2 separate regions of the Homo sapiens genome follow, and region 2 is linked to region 1. The links are chromatin contacts, found by Hi-C or POLR2A ChIA-PET in ENCODE. All regions are on one chromosome and are shown on one strand. Each heading gives the region's core, a stretch centred on a gene start or an enhancer-like site at or near the end of the contact. The rest is flanking DNA. Distances are from core to core; before and after follow the strand shown.

Region 1 (5,367 bases), core at 1,418-3,917:
AGCTCTAAGAATAGATGAGTTCTCCAAGGGAAAGACCATAGAGAAGCAAAAAGTAAGCCTGAAGCATGCCTGTGAGCAAAGAGGGGGAAGTGAAGAAAAGAGCCAGTGGAACAGCTTGCAGAGAACCAGGAAGGGCAACCAATAAGGGAGCATGTCATGCAGGCCAAGCGAGAGAAGACGGCTTCAAGAAGGGGACCAAAAACAGGGCTGATGGCTGCAGAGGATGAATGAAGACAAGACCAAGAAGAGGGCCTGGAATTGACATACAGGAGGTCATTCGGAAGCTTGATCAGAGCAACTCAGTGCAGCGGATGGATGCTAAACTGAGAGGTCAGTAGGAACCATTATAGTTGGGACTTACAATAGAAGTGCTGTCTAGGGAAGAGAGTTGGACGCCCAGCATGCAGGAGGATTTTGATGTGGTCATCATTCTGGCCTGAAGATTTATAGTTTTAAAATCCTAGTTGCATAACAGTAACCGGGGTTGAGCAGGTCCTAGGACCTAACTCATGCCAATCAACTCATAAGAAACTGATTATAACCCCAAATGTCAAGTTAGTAATTTTCAACTAATAATATTTTCCAGTGGTGGGAATATTTGTGTCCATTATCCAGGACACCCTCGTTCCAGTATTAAGCTACTTGGGGAGCTGGATTTTTTAATTTATTTATTATTATTATTATTATTATTTTTTTTTTTGAAATGGAATCTCGCTCTGTCGCCCAGGCTGGAGTGCAGTGGCGCGATCTTGGCTCACTGCAACCTCTGCCTCCTGGGTTCAAGTGCTTCTCCTGCCTCAGCCTCCCGAGTAGCTGGGACTACAGACGCCTGCCACCACGCCCGGCTAATTTTTTTTGTATTTTTAGAAGAGACAGGGTTTCACCGTGTTAGCCAGGATGGTCTCGATTTCCTGACCTCGTGATCTGCCCGCCTTGGCCTCCCAAAGTGCTGGGATTACAGGCGTGAGCCACCGTGCCCGGCCGGAAGCTGGATTTTTAATCAGAAGACTGTGAGATGGTACGGAAGAGAACAACAGGAATGGCTAATCCTGAAATGTATTTCATCCAATCCATGGTGGGAGACTCCTTTGGTGATCTCTCTGCATATCCCTGACTCTTAACCTTGAGGTACACCAAAGCTCAGTTCTTGGACTTGCCTTTCTCTATTTATACTCTGCCCATGGTGAGCTCATCAGCATCATGGTTGTTAGGTTCTAGCAAGTCCCAAATTATGTCTCCAGTCAACTCTCATTTAAACTCTAGACTCATGTGCCCAACTGCCTGCTTCATACCCCCAGCTGGATATCTGTACTCAGCTCAAATTCTGCATGTTCAACACAGAACTCCAACTCTGCCCTATCAAGCCTGCAGCATCCACAGCCTTGCCCTATTAACTGATAGCAACTCCATTATCCTAGTTGCCCAAGTCAAAATCCTTAGTGTCACCTTGACCCTCCCATTTTTCTCATATCCCACATCCAATCTATCAGATAATTCTGTTGACTTCATTCAAATTATCACTAGAACCAGACCACCTTAAACCACGTCCACTGCTATCATCCTGGTCTGAACTGCCATCATCTCTTGCTTGGATTCTCACACTGGCCAGTTCCCAACCAGAGGTGAGGATTTTTTTTTTTTAATGTAAGTCAGATCATGTCACTCCTCTGCTCAAAAGCTTCCCATGGCTCCCCATTTCCAAGGGCACTCCACCTCTCTGACGTCATCTCCTACCATGGTCCCCTGCGCTGACTGCTCCAGCCTTCTGAGCTTCCCTGCATTCCCTAAAACATGCCAAGGGTGCTCCTGCCTCAGACCTTTGCTATGCCCTTTGCCCAGAATACTTTTCCCTCAGGTACCCATCAGGATCACTCCTCGCCGTGCCACTTCAGGAACATGGCTTGACTCTCAGAGAGGCCTTCTCCCACCCCAGACTCCATGCTGCAGCTCCTCCAAACTTGAACTTCCTCTCCTTGCTGTGTTTTTCTCCATTGTCTCTCATTTTCACACTCTTATGATTTACTTATTTTTTTTTTGCAGTCTCCAGCATTAGAATGTAAGCTCTATGTGAGCAGGAATTTTTGTTGGTTTCATGCACTATGGATTCCCAGCACCTGGGACGGGCCTGAACATAAATATTTGAATGAATAAATAAATGAAGGAACAGATTACTCCTGTCCCATGAGAGTTCTTCAGCAGTTATACCCAAGGGAGTGTCTTTTGTTTCTGGATCTTGCTGGACAAGAATCCTACTCCCTTTCCAGTGAGCCCTGGGCCATCCACAGATCCAGCCTCACCTACAGATGCTCTGTGGAAGGGTGGGAACAGGAGCAACAGGAAGGGGTCCACCTCCTGCTTCGGTCAGGACACCTGCACACCTTCCTGAGGTTACATGCGGAGGACCGTAAGCTCATTTATTCAAACAAATATTTCAGACGACCTCTTTGACTACTTCAGCAGCATCCAGAGGGAAGCCGTCACTTCAGAAACATTTGCTGATCGCCCTGGTATGTGACCAGCACGTGATTGTTTTCTCAAAAATTTGCATCAGTGGAAAGGCAGAGGCAGCAGTAGAGAAGGAGGTAGGAAAGAAAAAATGGGAGGAGGAGCAAGGTCTCAGAACCACGCATAGGACTGTCTGTACTATGGCCCGGAGCCCTTGGATGTAGAAATAGAACACGCTGTGCTTTGAGTCAGCATCTGATAAAATAATCTCAGAGTAAGAAACAGTGCTGAGGAATAGTGTTTAGTGCTTTCAGGCTGGCTTTGCCTGTACCAGGTACGTACCTGCATGCTGGGCCCCTGAGCCAAAAAAACTCCCATTCACACCAGTGAGTGTGATTTTAGACTCATTCTGCATTGTTGACCAATAACCACACTTACATCATTTATATTTACTGAGTTGAAAAATCCAGGATCTATTATATGTTCTAACCCGATTTTAAGCTTCAGGAAGAGCAAAGAAAAAGGCAATGTTTCAGGGAACAAGTCCTCCAGCGCACACAAGGGGATGACTCTATTTTTAGTGCATGTGTTAACATGCAGCTATATTTTGGGGAGGATTCTTTTTCCACTTCCAATGGACTTTTAATTGGCAAAAGTTTTAATATCAAAACGTGCACCATTCCCCAATCGAAGCATGTCACAAACTGCCCCATGCCCTGAATACTAAATAAATCTGAATTAAAATAAAAATAGAGACAGCAAAGGGATTAACAGTTCCTTGCTCTTTCCTATTCATGAAAGCCAAGCCTTGAAGGTGGCCCATGAAGCAGAACTAAGCCCTGGTTTTTCAACTGGTTTTCCCAGGTTGAGGGGAAAAAGTAGGGGTTAAAAACAAGGCCTTTATATCATGCAAAGAGCTAACCTCAGCACCCCCTGCTCCCAGATGTCTCTGATAGAGCTGTTTCCCTAAACTTTCAGAACCCTGGCAGCTCCCCCAGTTTCCAGTCATCTCCTGGGGGTGGCATGTAATGGAATGTAAATTTACATGTAACATAGTTGAGGGTCCGTTCTCTTTCAATCTGTTGGACTAGGTAGACGTGGTTAGTTTCCTGCTAGAAAAGGGATGCTTTCTGACATCTCATGAAAGTTCTTAGAAGAAACTGCAGCCCAAAGAAGTTAAATGACTTCCCTGAAGGGTTACAGGTGTGGAGGAGCAGAACAGGACTAGAACCCTGGTCCATTTTTTAAGAGATGGGGCTCTCACTTTGTTGCCCAGGCTGGCCTTGAACTCCTGGCTTAAACGATCCTCCCACCTCAGCCTCCCAAACAGCTGGAACTACAGGCATACAATATGGTTCCTTGTTTGGAACTCAAATGGGCACCCAGGATTACTGACAACGGACAAATTCAACAGTCCTAATTTAACAATATTGAATATTTATTTCGAGGAAGTCATGGGGCTAACTGCTCTCCCGCTCCTAGCACCTGATCCTTACGCTGGCAGGGAAGGGACCCGCATCAGGAGGATAAATCCACATGGAGTGGTGCGGTGGGGTCGGGAGGAGGAGATCTGCAGCACCCACCCAGGAGCTGGCCAGGGCAATCTCCAGACAGAGTCGGGGTGAGCAAGGAACCGTGGGGCGTCCCCCAGCAACAGGGATTCACCTCTCCTGAGGTGAGGTTTCTAGGGAGGACTAGCAGGGGCAAGATGAAATTGCCCCCTCACCTGGTTTTACCCTCCAGTGCTGAGAAATTAATCAGGTGGCTGGGCACAGTGGCTCACACCTGTAATCCCAGCACTTTCGGAGGCCGAGGCAGGGAGAGATCACGAGGTCAGGAGATCAAGACCATCCTGGCCAATGTGGTGAAACCCCGTCTCTACTAAAAATACAAAAATTAGGTGGGTGTGGTGGTGCACGCCTATAGTCCCAGCTACTTGGGAGGCTGAGACAGAATTGCTTGGGCCCAGGAAGTGGAGGCTGCAGTGAGCCGAGATCGCGCCACTGCACTCCAGCCTGGGCGACAGAGCGAGACTCCATCTCAAAACAAAACAGAAAAAATCAGGGAAAACCTCATTAACCCTTTGGGACCAGAGAGGGAGAGAGCCCCCAGGTGCCACGTGTCTCCCATGCCCATGCTTCTACTTGACCTCTCTACTTTGGCAGACCTAGCTGAAAGGTGTAGGTGTGTTTTCCTCCTGTGGAATTCATTCCCCTGGCCATCTATAATCCACTCTCAAGCAAGGCAACAGGCAGGCATTTACCTAAGTTGTAATCTTATCTGGAGATGTTCCCAAGTGTGGCCCAGACTTGTGTTTTCCAACAAAAGTCTGACTCATTGTTGTACACAATCATTTGTTTTATTTGAAAACATGTCTACACTGCATTGAGCACCAACACAGGTGTGACCAAGAAACCCACAGTCCTGTCCCCGCAGGCACTGGGTCCAGTGTATGACTTGGGGTGGACTGTTATTTTTCACAGTGAGGGGGGAAGAAAGGATAGGAAAGAAAAGATGGCCATTATCCCAACTCCTGTTCAGGAATCTGAACAATGAGTTATTTAAACTCATCCAGCTCTTCTCATTCCCCTTCTCTCAATCAGCTGGTGTTCAAATATGGAATCTGAGGCCGAGCGCAGTGGCACACGCCTGTAATCCCAGCACTTTGGGAGGCCGAGGCGGGCAGATCACGAGGTCAAGAGATAGAGATCATCCTCGCCGATACGGTGAAACCCCATCTCTACTAAAAATACAAAAATTGGCCGGGTGTGGTGGTAGGAACCTGTAGTCCCAGCTACTCAGGAGGCTGAGGCAGGAGAATTGCTTTTTGACATCCTGACACATGTATAATTGCCGGGAGGCAGAGTTGCAGACTACGTTTCACACACACACACAAAAAAAATGGAATCTGAGCTGGTGGGG
Region 2 (5,367 bases), core at 1,765-4,264, 43 kb before region 1:
CCAAAAGATTGCCCGGGACCTCCTTCAGTGCTAAAATCCACCAAGTCTTGGACCAATCTAGACAAATTGGTCCCTTTAGGACTATCCCATTCACTTTGATGCTGGGCAGAAACCAGGCCTCTAAGGGTTGAAGCTCGGGGCTGACGGTTTAAATGGGAGCAAGGGGCTGGGCATGATGGCTCACGCCTGTAATCCCAGCACTTTGGGAGGCCGAGGCGGGTGGATCACCTGAGATCAGGAGTTCGAGACCAGCCTGGCGTAACCCCAACCCTACTAAAAATACAGAAATTATCAGGGTGTGGTGGCAGCTGCCTGTAATCCCAGCTCTCAGGAGGCTGAGGCAGGAGAATCACTTGAACCCGGGAGGTGGAGGTTGCAGTGAGCCGAGATCACACCACTGCCCTTCAGCCTGGGTGACAGAGCATGACTCCGTCTCAAAGTAAATAAATAAAATAAATAAATGGGAGCAAGGATTGAGCAAAGGCTGGAAAGAGAATCAATTTCCTGCAAGGATGGGATGTAAGGGGACCATCAGATTAGAGACATGTATGGGAGGGGAAATGGGGAGCACTGGGTTCTTCAACTGTGTCTAAACTCTGTGATCAAGCTTCCTCTCCATTCCTCTAGGAAGTGGCCTTCATCAAAAGAAAGCCCTATGCTTTCAAATTTATGAACTATTGGCTAATCCGTTTTTCTCTTTTGGCAAGATAATTTCAAGGAGGTTTCTCTCTCCACCAAGGATTTGACGGGTGCGCTGTTACATCCCTTGGGGATGAAAAGGGAAACCCAAGTTGTCCTTTTCTTCCCCTAGTGCTTTGCTGATTTAAAATTAATATTTCCTAACTAATCACTAGAAGAGACTAATGATGGCTTAGTCATCAGGTATGGAACAGGAAGTAAAGAAAAGCACCATGCCCTACAGAAATTGGAGGGAAGACTAAGAACAGGAGACTGCAGTCACCTGGGCTGGAAATTGGCCAGGACCACACAGCTAACTCTTACCACTTAGGTGCAGATGTTTTCATGAGCGGAACACAGCAGCCTTCCAACTTGCTTAGTATCACTTTCCAAATTACTCAAGTGCCACCTTTGTTGCTCCTTGGAAGTTGCCCTTGCAAAGACTTGCCCAGTTCAGTCCCTGCCCAGTGATTCAAAGCTGATCATTTTCCATGGTAAAAAGGTCCTACTATTTACTCCAAGACTTTTGACTCTCCTTTCTATGGTAATGCTGTGCAGAGGAAATTTCTCAGGTTATTATTATAGAACGGTGGTTTTTCAACTGGGGGTGATTTTACTCCCCCTAGCTGCTTCCAGGGATATGTGGCAATGTCTGGAGACATTTTGGTTTTCACAACTTGGTGAGTGCTACTGGCATCACTACCCATAATGGGTAGAGGCCAGGGAGGCTGCTCACCATCTTACATTGACAGGACAGCCCCACAACAAGGAAGTATCCAGCCCCAAATGTCAATCGTGCTGAGGTTGAGAAATCCCGCAGGAAGCCGTGGATCTTTTGATAGGGTTGTGCAATCATCACTACAGTCTAATTTACAATATTTTTATCCCCCTTAGAGAAACTTTTTACTCATTAGTAGTCAGTCCCTATTTCCATATTCTCATCTCCCCCCAGCGCCACCTCTTGGCCCTAAAAAACCACTAATCCACTTTCCATACATTAAAGGATGATACAGTTTCTTACTTCACAGAGTAGTATCATCCCTATTTACAGATAGGGCAACTGAGACCCAGAGAGGTGAATGTCTTACCGCTATTAAAGAGAGGACTCTATTACTCAATCCAAGGCAAGAACAGAGGTCACAACAAACTTTTTCCGTAAAGAGTCAGATAGCGAATATTTTAAGCTTTATGGGCCATATAGTCTCCATTGCAACTACTCATTTCTGCTATTGTAGAGTGAGTGCCGGCATAGACAATATGTAAACAAATTGGTGTGTCTGTGTTCAGATAAAACTTTATGGCCTGTAATCCCAGCACTTTGGGAGGCTGAGGCGGGCAGATCACAAGGTTAGGAGTTCGAGACCAGCCTGACCAAAGAGACCAGCCTGGCCAACATGGTGAAACCCTGTCCCTACTATAAATGCAAAAATTAGCCAGGCATGGTGGTGGGTGCCTGTAACCCCAGCTACTCAGGAGGCTGAGGCAGAATTGCTTGAACCCAGGAGGTGGAAGTTGCAGTGAGGTGAGATTGCACCATTGCACTCCAGCCTGGGCAACAGAGCGAGAATCCAACTCAAACAAAACAAAACAAAAAAACCCACTTTATTTACAAAAACAGTTGAAGGGCCAGATTTGGCCTGCAGGCTCTAGCTTGTCAATCCTGGAATTAAACCATTACAAAAGGCCTCACATTTACTTGGACAACCCCCACCCCTAATTCCTTCTTCTGCTTCCCTAGATCCATCCTCCCAGATGATCGTTACCCTAAAGTTTGTCTTTATCACTCTCTGACTTAAAAAAAAAAATCTGCTTACCTAAGCTGTGTGTTGTCAAAACAATGTGTTATCTTCTTTTACTGGGTTTGAGCTTTCAAAATGTCATCATATGGTGTGTGGTCTTTGGCTTTTAAAAATTCAGTCTTACGTTTCTAACATTTATGGCCATCGTGGATTCATTTTCATCACTGTGTGTAAAATACTTCATGGGGTGAGCATACTACAAGTCTTGTAAACACGCTCTCCTTGATGGACATGTAGGACAGTTTATTTGCCATTATAAACAATTATAAAACAATTCCTCTAGAAGCAGAATTGCTAGGTTAGAGGATTAAAAAGCTATTTATTTATTTATTTTGAGACGGGGTTGCCTAGGCTGGTCTCGAACTCCTGGGCTCAAGCAATCCTCCCACTGAGGCCTCCCAAAATGCTGGGATTACAGGCATGAGACACTGTGCCTGGTTTTTTTTTTTTTTCTTGTAAAAATGCCTGAGACATGTAAATTACACAGAGTCTGGAGTCAGCGTGACTTCCTGGCTAATTTCCACCATTTCTAGCTTTGTCATCTTGGGCAAATTGCTGTGCCTGTTGCTGAATCCTCTTTTCTTTGGGGGGGTGGGGTGCCTATGTGAAATGAAGATAATAATGGTATCCACCTCCTCATGTTGTTGTGAGGATTAAATGAAATAATCCCCGTAAATCTGTTATTAGCACACTGGTAGCACAGTTTAGGAGTTTAAGGAGTTTTTTCCTCACTTTGTATTTGTCACATGACTTCTCCCCACTAGGCTGCGAAGTTAGTAAGGGCAGTGTTAAAAGAAAAACTTCAGCTGAATTAATTTTAAATGAGTTTAATTGAACAATGCATGATTCCCCAATCAGGCAGCCCCCAGAATCACAGCAGATTTAGAGAAACTCCAGGGATGCCCCCTGGTCAGAACAAATTTATAGACAAAGAAAGGGAAGTGCCATACAGAAATCGGCAGTGAGGTACAGAAACAGCTGGATTGGTTACAGGCTGGTGTTTGTCTTATTTGAACACAGTTTGAACACTTAGCAGTCTCTGAGTGGTTGAAGTATGGCTGCTGGGATTGGCCAAGACTCAACTATTGTAATTGTTACAGGTGTATACTCCTAAATTAGGTTTTCAACCTTGTCTGCCTATTAAGCTAGGTTACAGTTCGTCCACAGGGGCTCGAATATAGAAGTACGGAGTCCTTCCCAGGCCGTATTGAGTTTGCATTAACAGCAAACTGGGTACTTTATCTCAGAAACATCAGTATCCACCATATGTCAGTTTTCAAATAAAGGTGTGTGAATGAATGAAATGATGAATGAAGGAATGTGTGAATGTGATCAGAACTGTGGCCCTGCCAGCTGCAGACACAGGTGTCAATGACCTGGGTGTCACAGTTTTGAGCATGGGGGTGAGGAAGGTGGGGAGGCAGCAACCAGCGTAGGACTCCCTCCGACTGGGTGGAGTGACTGCTTTGGGTCTGACCGCATTAGTCATAAGTAATTCCCTGGACTTCTGCCTTGGAGGAAGCCGTGCAGGTTTGCTGAGGGAGGCCCTGAAAGTCTGACTCTTGGAGATGAAGAGTCTGTGAGCTGCTTCTTTCCACTTGTGAGTAGCAGATGAGCTGCAGAAGAACTAACCTGTATTAGTCCGTTCTCACACTTCTATGAAGAAATACCCGAGACTGGTAATTTATAAAGGAAAGAGGTTTATACTTATAATCATGGCAGAAGGCAAAGGAGAAGCAGGCACCTTTTTCACAGGGTGACAGGATGGAGTGAGTACCAGATGATTATATAACCATCAGATCTCATGAAAAATCATTATCACGAGAACAGCATGGGGGAACCACCCCCATGATCCAATTACCTCCACCTGGTCCCCTTGACAAATGGTGATTATGGGGATTATGTGGATTACAATTCAAGATGATATTTTGGGTGGGGATACAACCAAACTATATCACTCACTATCACAAAGGAACTCAGCAAGACATGGGACTTTAACATTTGCAGGTCACATAAGCCACTATCATTAAAGTACATTGTCACTAAAGGCCAATTACCATTGAGTCAATTACTTTTCAGAGGCCAGAGCACACCAATAGGAAGTTCATTGTGTGTTGGGATTTTATAAATATATCCCTATAGACACACATGTATAATTTCTCTTTTTTTGAGACGGAGTCTCGCTCTGTCGCCCAGGCTGGAGTGCAGGGGCGCGATCTTGGTTCACTGCAAGTTCCGCCTTGCGGGTTCACACCATTCTCCTGCCTCAGCCTCCCCAGTAGCTGGGACTACAGGCGCCCACCACCACGCCCAGCTAATTTTTTTTTAATTTTTTAGTAGAGACGGGGTTTCACTGTGTTAGCCAGAATGGTTTCGATCTCCTCACCTCGTGATCCACCCGCCTCAGCCTCCCAAAGTGCTGGGATTACGGGCGTGAGCCACCATGCCCGGCTGACACACATATATAATTTCTTAATACAAACACATTACTCTGTGGGTTTGTATGTCTCTTTTTAAAATATATGCCAGATCTTAGAAATACTATAAAACAAAATGCTCTACCAGTAAAGTTTTAATTTTTTGATAATGACCTTTTAAAATGCAAGTTTTAACTTTAACAAGATAATTCTGTTTCCTGGGATTTTAGTTTTAAAAGTGCAGCCAGCATAGGCGGAAACTGTACACCACAGTCTTCCAGACGGGTGACTGATGGCTTTGTGTAACTGATGCATGCTTTAATATTTGCCTATAGCCCAGCAGCAAGGAAGTCGGGGTGGGGGGACTTTTTTTACCCTGCCACTTACAGCATTATGATTCTTTCTGGGCACTGGCATTTTGTGAAACCCTCAAGGGAAGGTGATGCAGGGGAGAAAATGTGAATTAAATTACA

What was found. A loop is a pair of places that touch in the nucleus more often than their neighbours do. ChIA-PET counts read pairs that join two places held with the same protein, here RNA polymerase II (POLR2A).
Region 2: a map of prostate gland shows a loop between it and region 1 (2.6-fold over the local background). The contact joins two enhancer-like sites. A Hi-C loop is called at or near these places in 2 of 168 maps with a recorded cell type or tissue (endothelial cell of hepatic sinusoid and prostate gland). POLR2A ChIA-PET finds 5 or more read pairs at or near these places in 3 of 52 experiments (A673, MCF 10A and OCI-LY7).

The regions. Positions count from the first base shown.
Region 1 is chr1:13,617,376-13,622,742 of GRCh38, reverse strand. It overlaps PDPN (podoplanin), which reads right to left. Exons shown (of 6, transcript NM_006474.5): 6 at 4,786-5,367. Among named protein-coding and RNA genes, the nearest start is that of PDPN, 36 kb to the right of the region's middle. Within about 2 kb of position 2,667, at least 6 of the 41 ENCODE cell types and tissues checked have a DNase peak (open chromatin) inside an H3K27ac peak, as active enhancers do.
Region 2 is chr1:13,660,303-13,665,669 of GRCh38, reverse strand. No RefSeq gene overlaps it. Among named protein-coding and RNA genes, the nearest start is that of PRDM2, 37 kb to the left of the region's middle. Within about 2 kb of position 3,014, at least 2 of the 41 ENCODE cell types and tissues checked have a DNase peak (open chromatin) inside an H3K27ac peak, as active enhancers do.